Regions from separate parts of the Homo sapiens genome. Here region 1 is linked to region 2. The links are chromatin contacts, found by Hi-C or POLR2A ChIA-PET in ENCODE. All regions are on one chromosome and are shown on one strand. Each heading gives the region's core, a stretch centred on a gene start or an enhancer-like site at or near the end of the contact. The rest is flanking DNA. Distances are from core to core; before and after follow the strand shown.

The links. A loop is a pair of places that touch in the nucleus more often than their neighbours do. ChIA-PET counts read pairs that join two places held with the same protein, here RNA polymerase II (POLR2A). Pooled maps may share reads with other maps.
Region 1: a map of IMR-90 shows a loop between it and region 2 (5-fold over the local background). The contact joins the enhancer-like site here to the promoter of CCDC73 in region 2. A Hi-C loop is called at or near these places in 1 of 168 maps with a recorded cell type or tissue (IMR-90) and 3 of 50 pooled maps. POLR2A ChIA-PET finds 5 or more read pairs at or near these places in 2 of 52 experiments (A549 and activated CD4-positive, alpha-beta T cell).

What each region holds. Positions count from the first base shown.
Region 1 is chr11:32,526,322-32,532,048 of GRCh38, forward strand. No RefSeq gene overlaps it. Among named protein-coding and RNA genes, the nearest start is that of EIF3M, 55 kb to the right of the region's middle. RefSeq lists an enhancer at 4,155-4,214 and a silencer at 4,408-4,608. Within about 2 kb of position 1,415, at least 2 of the 41 ENCODE cell types and tissues checked have a DNase peak (open chromatin) inside an H3K27ac peak, as active enhancers do.
Region 2 is chr11:32,791,643-32,796,816 of GRCh38, forward strand. CCDC73 (coiled-coil domain containing 73) reads right to left here and starts at 3,020. Exons shown (of 18, transcript NM_001008391.4): 1 at 2,971-3,020. RefSeq lists silencers at 1,336-1,385, 1,396-1,515.

The sequences.
Region 1 (5,727 bases), core at 165-2,664, 270 kb before region 2:
AAATTAGCTGAGCATGGTGGTGGGCACCTGTAATCCTAGCTACTAGGGAGGCTGAGGCAGGAGAATTGCTTGAACCCGGGAGGTGGAGGTTGCACTCCAGCCTGGGTGACAGGGCGGGACTCTGTCTCAAATAAAAATAAAAATAAAAAACATTTTGCTGAATGAAAGAAGTCAAATATTGAAGAGTAACACCCTGTGATTCTATGTATATGAAATTCTACTTTATCGCAATGGAAAACAGTTTCCCTGGGGCTGGAAAGTGGGATGGATTGTGGGGATTGACTGTGACAGACACCAGGAGGTTTTGGGGGTGACAGAAATGTATTATATCTTGATTGTACTGGTGGGTACACTACAGTGTGCATAAGTGTCAAGACTCAGAACTACACACCTAAAATAATGCACTTAATTAAATGTCAATTATGCTTCAATAAAGTTGAATTTTTTAAAAAGCACTCTTGAGTCTCTTTTTCTTTTTATTCTCCCTTGCTGCCAGAGACATGCATGTGGTTCGTGTTCATGTGTTGTAAAGGTGTTCTGAAGAGACTGAGTGTCAGAGTCGCCACATCCTATAATAACCCACATCCTTCTGGGAAAGATCAGATGGGTCTGTTTGGAAGTCAGTGCTGTTTTCCATCACCAAGGGGACTGCTGCGGAATGCCGCCCCCAAAGTTCATTATCTCAGCACTTAATGTTTTGTTTTTGTTTTTTCAAAATACAGAAAAGTAATTAGAAGACATGATGAGCAATAACCTCTGTGCCAAATTACCTTGTTTTAATTTGATGATGCTTTTGAATTGTTCAAGCTCAAATAATTAATTTTATAACTGTCAGGTCTTGATAGAATTTTTTTTTTTGGAATGTGCGTGCCAAGAATCATAAGGAATGTTTTTCACAGTAAAATCTTAACCTCCTAAGACACACAATGACCACCAGACCACTGATCTGCTTCAAATATTTGAAAGATAATAAGCCACAAGTTCACAGGAGGAAATTATTGCCTGGCCAACCTCTAGCAGTTGAGGTTTGACGATTTCTTTAGTGACATTTATAAAAGCGCATTGTTTTAATCAGACCATAAGAAGACTGAATCAGGTTTCAGATTCACTCGGGGTTGATAATTGAGCTCATTCCTGAAAGGCCTCAGGAGCACTAAAGCACTGAAGTGAAACCATGGAAATTAGGGATTTGAATAGGAGAATCGTGAACTTTGGTAAAGAAAACATTCCCCATGGAGAGTGCTGATGGAACAAACTTTGCCAAAACCTATTAATAAGATTAATGAAGATAAAATTAGGGAAAACACCATGAATCTTGTTGTCTATGGGAGGAAAGAAGAGAAAGGGGGAAAAAATCAGGCTCATTTACACCCTTGACTATGTCATCATGAGCCCACAAGGAGGGGCCCGACACCATCTTCCTTTTTGCAGAGAGAATGCAATGTCCAGTTCTTTCTTCTGCTGCTGCTAGGATTTGCCTTTGGCATAGTTGGCCTGTCTAAATGAAACCGGAACAAAGTTCCAGGCCATCTTTTACAAATGTTTGTTCTCCACAAGGGCAGGGGAACTTCCTAAGTGGGTAAGCTGGCTGAAGACCTGAGCCGAGCTTAGAAAAGAGGAGCCAGGCCTGTCCTTGAACTCGCAGAGCTGAGCAGAGCAGCACACACATGGTCCACCCTGGCTTGGAGCCCCGAAGTGGAGCCCAGCCCAAAACTTCTCTGGAAAGGTTATGGTGCATTCGAAGCACAGGCCTCACATCTACCTCTAAGTCTTGGCCATTATTGGTAAAGGCAAGTAGGGGGCAAGCCTTTTTAAATCATGTTTTTACTGATACAACCTTAGAGGATGGCCTCACAACCCCTAGACACTGCTATTAACTGAAAGAGTGGCCAAGTTTTAATCTCACCTAGAAGACAGCTGACAACCACCAGGGCATCTCATGAAAAATGGATCTGTTAAGCCACATGCAATCCATTACACTTTCAGACTATTCATCTATTCTATTTCTTTCTTTTCTTTTTTTTTTTTTTGCTGAGACGGAGTTTTGCTCTGTCACCCAGGCTGGAGTGCAGTGGCGCAATCTCAGCTCACTGCAACCTCCGCCTCCCGGGTTCAAGCGATTCTCATGCCTCAGCCTCCCTAGTAGCTGGGATTACAGGCACGCAGCCACCACGCTCGGCTAATTTTTGGATTTTTAGTAGATATGGGGTTCCGCCATGTTGGCCAGGCTGTTCTCGAACTCCTGACCTCAAGTGATCCATCCACCTTGGCCTCCCAAAGTTCTGGGGTTACAGGTGTGAGCCACTGCACCCGGCCTACTGGCCTTTTTCTATTTTTTTTTATGCATATAAGGCATATTTGCACCATTGGGCCTTTGCACATGCTGTTCCCTCTGCAGACAATTCCTTTGCATTGGGTCTTCAAATGTCACCCCCTCAACCACCCCATGGCTTTGAGGCCACATACAAATGGAGGGAAAGGATAAGTTCATATTTTGGTATTGGTTCCATGCCCAAAATTTGATTATTCCTAAGGATGGATAAGTTGATGTTAGATAAGGAAAAAAACAGTCCTACTTGTAATAGTCTATCCCATTGCTAGATCATTTTATTCTAATATGGGATTCAGAAATCTTAGGCATATTACTTCAAAAATCATAAGATCATTATTATCTACAGAGGTGATAAAAATCACAGAGTTGAATAGATGTCTTTTATAGAGTCAGTGAGAATTGACTGAGAAGTCTCTGCTCTTTTATTCAGAGCCTTTATCTAAATAGATCGCTATCATGGTTTCTAGCAGTGGATGCCTGCGTGACCAACCAAGACCTCTTGAACCAATGGACTGAACTTTTGTCAGTTTTCACATCAGGGGTAAGAATGGCTTAATGTTAAAAGCACCTCAGCAAGATGCTTTAATACTCTTTTCCTTGATTTATATTTTTAATGTTCTCACTTCTTTAAGAACTTGCGAATATTTGGCTTTGATAACTCTGCACTGCCAAACCTACCAATTTCTTGGTGGGCCAAGGATGACCATGTTTTACTGATTCTATGTTTTCAATCATTAAAGTATTCTGTCGCTGACCACATTCTGTTTTCTGTTTTTTTCTAGTCATCTTAACTAATTCAGAAAAAGCTAAGTTTAAGTGGCCTTTGCTGGCTGGCTGGTCCTGGAGCCACTTCCCTGGCTCCTCCAAATCATCAATCCTGTCCTTTGCTGTGTCACCAAGCACAACTAAGCAGCCTCTGGGGGATGTGGACAAGTCTCCTTAGACAGGGTGGCCTATCCCAGGTTGGATCCAACCCAGAAATGTCCAGTAGAGGCTCAGCCAAGTTGAGGATGGAGCAGAAGCAATGTTAGACCGGGTGGTCTGAGGGTGTGACATTTGAAGACCCAAAGCAAAGTAATTATCTGCAGAGGGAACAGCATGTGCAAAGGCCTTACAGTGCAAATATGCCTCATATACAAAAATAAAAAATTGAAAAAGGCCAGTGGGCTGTGCACAGTGGCTCACGTCCTATAACTTCAGCACTTTGGGAGGCTGAGGCAGCGGATCATTTGAGATCAGGAGCTGGAGACCAGTCTGGCCAATGTGGCAAAACCCTGTCTCTACTAAAAATACAAAAGATTAGCTAGGTGTGGTGGCATGCACCTGTAATCTCAGCTACTCGGGAGGTTGAGGCAGGAAAATTACTTGAACCCGGGAGACAGAGGTTGCAGTGAGCTGAGATTGCACCACTGCACTCCAGCCTGGGCAACAGAGTGAGACTCCATCAAAAAAAGAAAGAAAGAAGGAAAGAAAGAAGGAAAGAAGGGAAGGAAGGAAGGAAGGAAGGAAGGAAGGAAGGAAGGAAGGAAGGAAGGAAGGAGCCAGTGAGACTGGTATATGGTGAGTAGAGGTCACATGGATGAATCAATCTAAATACATTCTAATACTCTTAATAATAATAATACAGTCTTGATACAGATGACAGCACCGGCAATAACAGAACTGAAAATTTTGCACTCAGGTTGGGACTCCCCAAGACAGTGACTGGGTCAAAATCCTATTTCTGGACTTCCTGGATTGACTAATCTTTAACTGGTGGTTGTTAAAACAAGGTTTCTCTATCATGGCCTCACTTCTGCGTAGTCCCGTCGCATTCTAATACTTGCCTCCCTTTTTCCACCCTGGCCACTTCGGGCTTCCAGCATCCCTACAACGTTCACAGTTCCAGAACCACTCAGGACATCTTGTATCTCTCTCTTGACCTGCCAGAGCTTCTTATGGCCTAGCAAGTCATTTTCCTGATTATTACCTCTCCTTATCCCTAATATCTAGTAGTTTCTACCCATTGTTCATTTTCCACTTCTTTGGTTTTTTCCCCCTAGCTCCACACCTCTGGAGCGACATAAATACTCTACCTGGCCCAGCCTGCTTCCAGATATGCTGCTCTACACCTGATGGAGAGCTCGTGCCTAGAGCTCACTACCCAACCCTTAGGACCAGAAAGATGGCAAGACACTTAGGGAACCAGTAATGGCTTATAAGCATGTCAGAATCAGGATAAAGAATTTGGGCTACAAGGCCGGGCGCGGTGACTCACGCCTGTAATCCCAGCACTTTGGGAGTCCGAGGTGGGCGGATCACAAGGTCAGGAGACCGAGACCATCCTGGCTAACACTGTGAAACCCCGTCTCTACTAAAAATACAAAAAAATTAGCCGGGCTTGGTGGCAGGCGCCTGTAGTCCCAGCTACTTGGGAGGCTGAGGCAGGAGAATGGCGTGAACCCGGGAGGCGGAGCTTACACTGAGCCGAGATCGCGCCACTGCACTCCAGCCTGGGCGACAGAGCGAGACTCCATCTCAAAAAAAAAAAAAAAAAAAGAATTTGGGCTGCAATATCCAAATAGATTCTCAGAAACAACCTGCACAATATTTGCTGACAAGTGAATACCAGCCACCTCTACAGCAAAACTTTATTCAGCTCAATCAACTTCTCTAAACTCAGCACCTCCTTATTTTCTGAACCACTCAATTCAATATTGTGTTATTTATAAAGTTTTGCATTTTTTGTCTGTGAATATTTTCATATTAGTCCTGAAAAGATTTAAAGTTCTCGAAGAGCAAGAATGGTGTGCTGCATTTTATTTGTAAATTCTGTAAGTTTCACAAGAGTGTTGCACACATATACAGTTAGTGCCTGACAAACACTGGCTGATGGATATTTCATTGTTTTAATTCAGCTTTAAGTTTTTGGCAGTAGAGCAGAGTTTATGCAAAGTGTAAGCCTCATTGGTAGATTCGTGTCACTGGAGCTAAATGCTACCTCTAAAGTGGTGGCTAAAGTTAGAAAGATAGGAGGCAGGGCAAGACAGCACTCCCACATCCCTGGAAGCCCGCAGTTTCACAATTCTGGACAAAAGGGCAGCCCTTCCTGCTTTATGTGATGATTAGATTGTTCATTCATTTGTTAATTCAGTGAGTTATTTTTGAGTCATGAGCATGCACTATGTATAAGGCAATGTACACATTATGGAGGATATACAAAAAAATTCCAAACCATGATGTCTGTGTGCCCTAGCTCAGCCTGAACTATGATCAGATAAAATTATGATCAGCTCTTCCCCATGAAGAAACTTGGGAACAGGATCTGCAAACAATGGGCATCCCACGTCAGTGTCAGGGCTGTTGTCCGGACCCCTGCCTCCACACTGGAACAGGTTGTCCTGGTGGAAGGAGAA
Region 2 (5,174 bases), core at 1,770-4,269:
ATTTCCCAATTAAAAAAACACTGTTCTCAGCCAGGCGTGGTGGCTAATGCCTGCAATCCCAGGACTTTGGGAGGCCGAGGCAGTGCAATTGCTCGAGCTCAGGAGCTCAAGACCTCAAGACCAGACTCAGCAACATGGTGAAACCCCATCTCTACCAAAAAACAAAATCAAAAAGTATCCAGTTGCGGTAGTGTGCTCCTGTAGTCCCAACTATTCAGGAGGCTGAGGTGAGGGATCACTTGAGCCCAGGAGGTGGAGGCTGCAGTGAGCCAAGATCACGCCACTGTACTACAGCCTGGGCAACAGAGCCAGACCCTGTCTCAAAAAAAAAAACCACACACACACACATACACACACACACACACACACACACACACAATCCCCACCACTGTTCTCATTCAACTGTTACCAGGACTGATAAAAGAACATAATCCATCAACAAAGACATTTACCATTGAATCGATGACTTCTTTCAACTATAGCTCTAACACAATTTCCCAAAGTGTGTTCCATTAATAAGCACAGCACAAAAAAATAGGACCCCACGGTCTAGTGCAGTAAAACTGTAGACTGTGACTCATTCATGAGTCAAAAAATCAATGTAATGGGTCTTGACCAGAATTTTTTTTTTAATGAAAGGCTAGACTAGTAAAAAATAAAATAAAAAACATAAGTGTACACTGCTTATGGTAAAGGTAAGTATTGACTCATGTGTAAGTATTTACTCATATGGTAAAGCTAAGCATTGACTAATGTCGGCTGTAATCAGAGAAGTTTAAGAATGCTGTGAGTTCAAAAAAAGTTAGGTTAAACAAGTTCCTTCACTGCAGGACATTTTAGAGTCCTTAAATGAATTCCAAGAGTATTTTTGGCCACAGAAACCTTTTTTTATTGAAGCATCTCACAGGACTAGTGCTCCCTGGAACACAATTTAGGAAATACTGTCTTTTGGAAACGGTGTACCTCCAACTGTCTTGAGGTACACTATATAAATAACAGTGCCCAATTTTCACCTCCTTCAGAAAACTCAGTCAGATTTCTCATCTTAACTATAGCATCCTTCACAATTTGATCAAACTTGCAATAACTTTAATTTGGTTAGCATGAAGTAGTGGTTAAGCATCTGGGTTTCAATTCTAGCTCCACCACTTGTCGGCTGTGTAATCAGCCTTGCATTGTTATTTAATCTCTTTCCCATGGTTTTCCCATGAAGTGTAAGGAGAATACTGGGAATACCTACGGTACAGGGTTTGGGGTTTGTTTTTTTAGGATTAAATGAGATAACTTCCAGCCCCTGGCGTGTAATAAGCATTCCACATATGATATCTATTACTATTAGAATAACACTATCACCGCACCTGTACAGTTATTACGGGATACACGGCCAGAGCGAAAGAAACTAAAAACCCTATGCTGCCGCCTGGTGGACACTCGGAATTTAAAAATCTGTCATTCGCTTCCTTCCTGACACTACGATATGAAGCCGTATGGAAATTAAAACGTTTTCTCAAGCTGCATTAACACACTTTATAAATCATCAAAGTGGGGAATCTAATTTTCCAAAACTTAACAACTACCCCCAAGGCAACCCTGAAACCAGGGAGAGTTGTAAAGACTCAAATTGGCCGAAGAAATGGCTGAGAGAAGACACCAGTGAAGGACTACAGAGGAAACTCCATCCACAGCGTATTTGCTGATTCTCAGGTTGGGATATTTCAGTATAGATTTTTTCTTCAAGGTATAAAACAAAGAGAGCCATAGGAATTTATCACAACTAAAGCAAAATAACCAATAATCATCAATTCGAGGATCTCAATATAAGCAGAAGACTCCGTGGAATCTTCACATTTTCTTTCTAAAAGAAGTGCACTGATCATAAAGGTTCCCATAAATGACTTAAGGGTTGTCACTTATTTTCAGCAGCAAAGTGAAGTGGAAGATTGCAGCAATGACATGAATAATTTATTTTATTTTATTTTATTTTTTTAGACAGAGTCTCGCTCTGTTGCCCAGGCTGGAGTGCAGTGGAGTGATCTAGGCTCACTGCAACCTCCGCCTCCCGGGTTCAAGCAATTCTCCTGCCTCAGCCTCCTGAGTAGCTGGGACTACAGGTGCCCGCCACCACGCCCGGCTAATTTTTGTATTTTTAGTAGAGACGGGGTTTCACCATGTTGACCAGGCTGGTCTCAAACTCCTGACCTCAGGTGATCCGCCCGCCTCGGCCTCCCAAAGTGCTGGGACTACAGATGTGAGCCACCGCCCCGACCAAATAATTTATATCTAGAATTCAGCATTATCAGGATTAGCAGGGCAGTCATTTCATTCCCAGTGAGATTCCATTTAAATTTGCTCGTGCAAGGCAGTTTGGGAGAAACAAAATCACCAGCAGAATGAAGAAAAAATAGAGAAATGTCCCTGGGAATTTACACACTTCTGCAACTGCGCTAGAACTTTCGCACTATACTTAAAACATTCTGCAAAAAGTAACGTTCACCAAAGAAAAAGTCGAGATTCACCAATAACAGTTCCAAATGTTGCTAACTCTGAGCGGTCAGAGTTGTTTGAAAATTTTCAGAAGAACAATCGACATGATTGCATTGCATTCATAAGGCAAATATGAGGTTTAAAACAAAAACCACCACCACGCAAGGCACATGTACAGAAGGCGCTTCTCCACGATGAACAGACGAGACCCTCATGACTCACCCGCAGTCTCAATCCTGCCCAAGCAGAGATCCAGATGGATGCCTCAGTGTGGCTGCTTCTCCTGGGTCGGGAGCGTGGAAGATTCTAGACACAGCCCAGCAGTCAGGAGGCTCCAGGCCAAAGCAGCCCCTTGGCAACCAGAGCAAGGAAGGGTAGGTTACGCAGCTGGAGGTGCAGGGCAAACCCGTAAGTGGACCCTGCATGAAAAGATTAGGGCTGCTTCCTAAACAGCCCAACTACACGCTTGTGACTGCTCCGACTTACCTCAGCGAAGCGCGCCTCTAGCTCCTGTTGGCCCTTCCGGTTCACCTTTTCCCGCCCTAGGGCACTTCCGGCTTGAAGGTCATTAGCCTAAGATACGTGGGTAATCTTGAGCATCTGGGGCAAAATATGATTGATTTTATTTTCTTTTTAAATACAAGCTTCGGAAAAGATACCTGGATATTTGATGTTTTTCCTTAAGTACAACATGTATTGGCTTATATATTCTTTTTTGTTTTTGTTTGTTTTCGGTTTGTTTTTGGTTTTTTTTTTGAGACGGAGTCTCGCTCTGTCGCCCAGGCTGGAGTGGAGTGGCGCGATCTCGGCTCACTGCAAGCTCCACCTCCCAGGTTTATGCCATTCTCCTGCCTCAGCCTCCCGATATATTCGTTTTTTAAAAAAAAAGTCTTTGGAAAGATGAAAGAAAAATGAGTAAGTATTACCTGTGGGGAGCAATGGGAAGTGTGTGGATGGGAACGGGAGAGAGAGGGAGACTTCACTGAATAGCTTTTTATACTTTTTGATGTTTGCTTCATGTGAATGTGTTACTAATTCAAAAAATAAATGTTAGCCGGGTGTGAGGGTTCACTGGCTCATGCCTGTAACCCCAACAATTTGGGAGGCTGAGGTGGGAGGATTGCTTCAGGTCAGGAGTTCGATACCAGCCTAGGCAACATGGTGAGACCCCCGTCTCTACCCAAAAATACAAAAATCAGCCGGGCATGGTGGCGTGCGGCTGTAATCCCAGCTACTTGGGAGGCTGAGGCAAGAGGATAGATTGAGCCTGGGAGGTCAAGGCTGCAGTGACCCAAGACTGCACCACTGCACTCCAGCCTAGGCAATGGAGCAAAACCCTGTCAAAAAAAAAAAGAAAAGAAAAGTTGCTTAATTTTTAAAGTGAAATAGAAAAAAAACTGCAGTTCTAATTATACTGATAATCACACCTATTTTAAGCACCTAACTAATGCTATGTTTCAGTATGTTATGTTGAATAGTCATTCAATAAGAATGTAATATGTTTCAGGCCTACATTGTTTTTGCATGCTACCAAAATGTAAAAGAAGTGGTTCCTGCCCTCAAATTTTTTTTTTTTTTTTGAGAAAAAGTCTCATTCTTGTCCCCCAGGCTGGAGTGCAATGGCACGATCTCAGCTCACTGCAACCTCCGCCTCCCGGGTTCAAGCGATTCTCCTGCCTCAGCCTCCCGAGTAGCTGGGATTACAGGCGCCTGCCACCACACCTGGCTAATTTTTGTATTTTTAGTAGAGACGGGGTTTCACCATGTTGGCCAGGCTGGTCTTGAACTCCTGACCTCAGGTGATCTGCCCGCCTTGGCCTCCCAAAGTACTGGGATTACAGGCATGAGCCACCGCAGCCGGCCCCCCGCCCTCAAATTTTTAACCACGTTTTCCAGTAAAAATCTGTCTGGAATTCTTTTTACTCCTTCCCTTTCTCCAAGCGTTTGCCCAGATGTCACCTTTTTAGGGAAAGCATTCCTAACTACCCCATAGTAACACCCATGCACATCCCCTACTTTGACCCCACCTTGTTTTATTCTCTGTAGCACAATCACCATCTCGTCTGGTATATTTATTAACTGTATCCTAGGACACAAGCTTCGTGAAAACAGAGATGAATTTTGTTCACTTGCTTACCAGAATCTAGCACAATGCCTGGCATGTAAATGCCAAATAAATTCATATGAATGAATAAATGGACTATGACCTTTCAATTTGGTATTTACCAACCATAACAGCTATACTCTAATAATAACTAATATTTACGATAATTTACTATGTGCCAGACAATGAGCTAAGTGTTTTTACATACATCATCTCATCTTAGTCTCCACAACAATCCTATTACTATGCACTTTTTGCCTATTAGAAAACTAAGGTGTAGAGAGGCTAATGAGTTGAATGTAATCACCTCTGAATGCCCTCCTAACCCCATGCAATTTCCCCAATGATCAGTGCTATGGTTTGAATGTTTTTGTCCTGTCCACGATTCATGTTGAAACTTAATCTCCAAAGCAAGTGTGTTATGAGGTGTGGCCTTTAGGAGACGATTGAGTCATGAGGGGAGAATAGGATGTGATGCCCTTATAAAGGGGTTTTTCGGCCAGCTGTGGTGGCTCATGCCTGTAATCCCAATACTTTGGGAGGCCAAGGTGAGTGGACCACTTGAGGTTGGGAATTTGAGACCAGC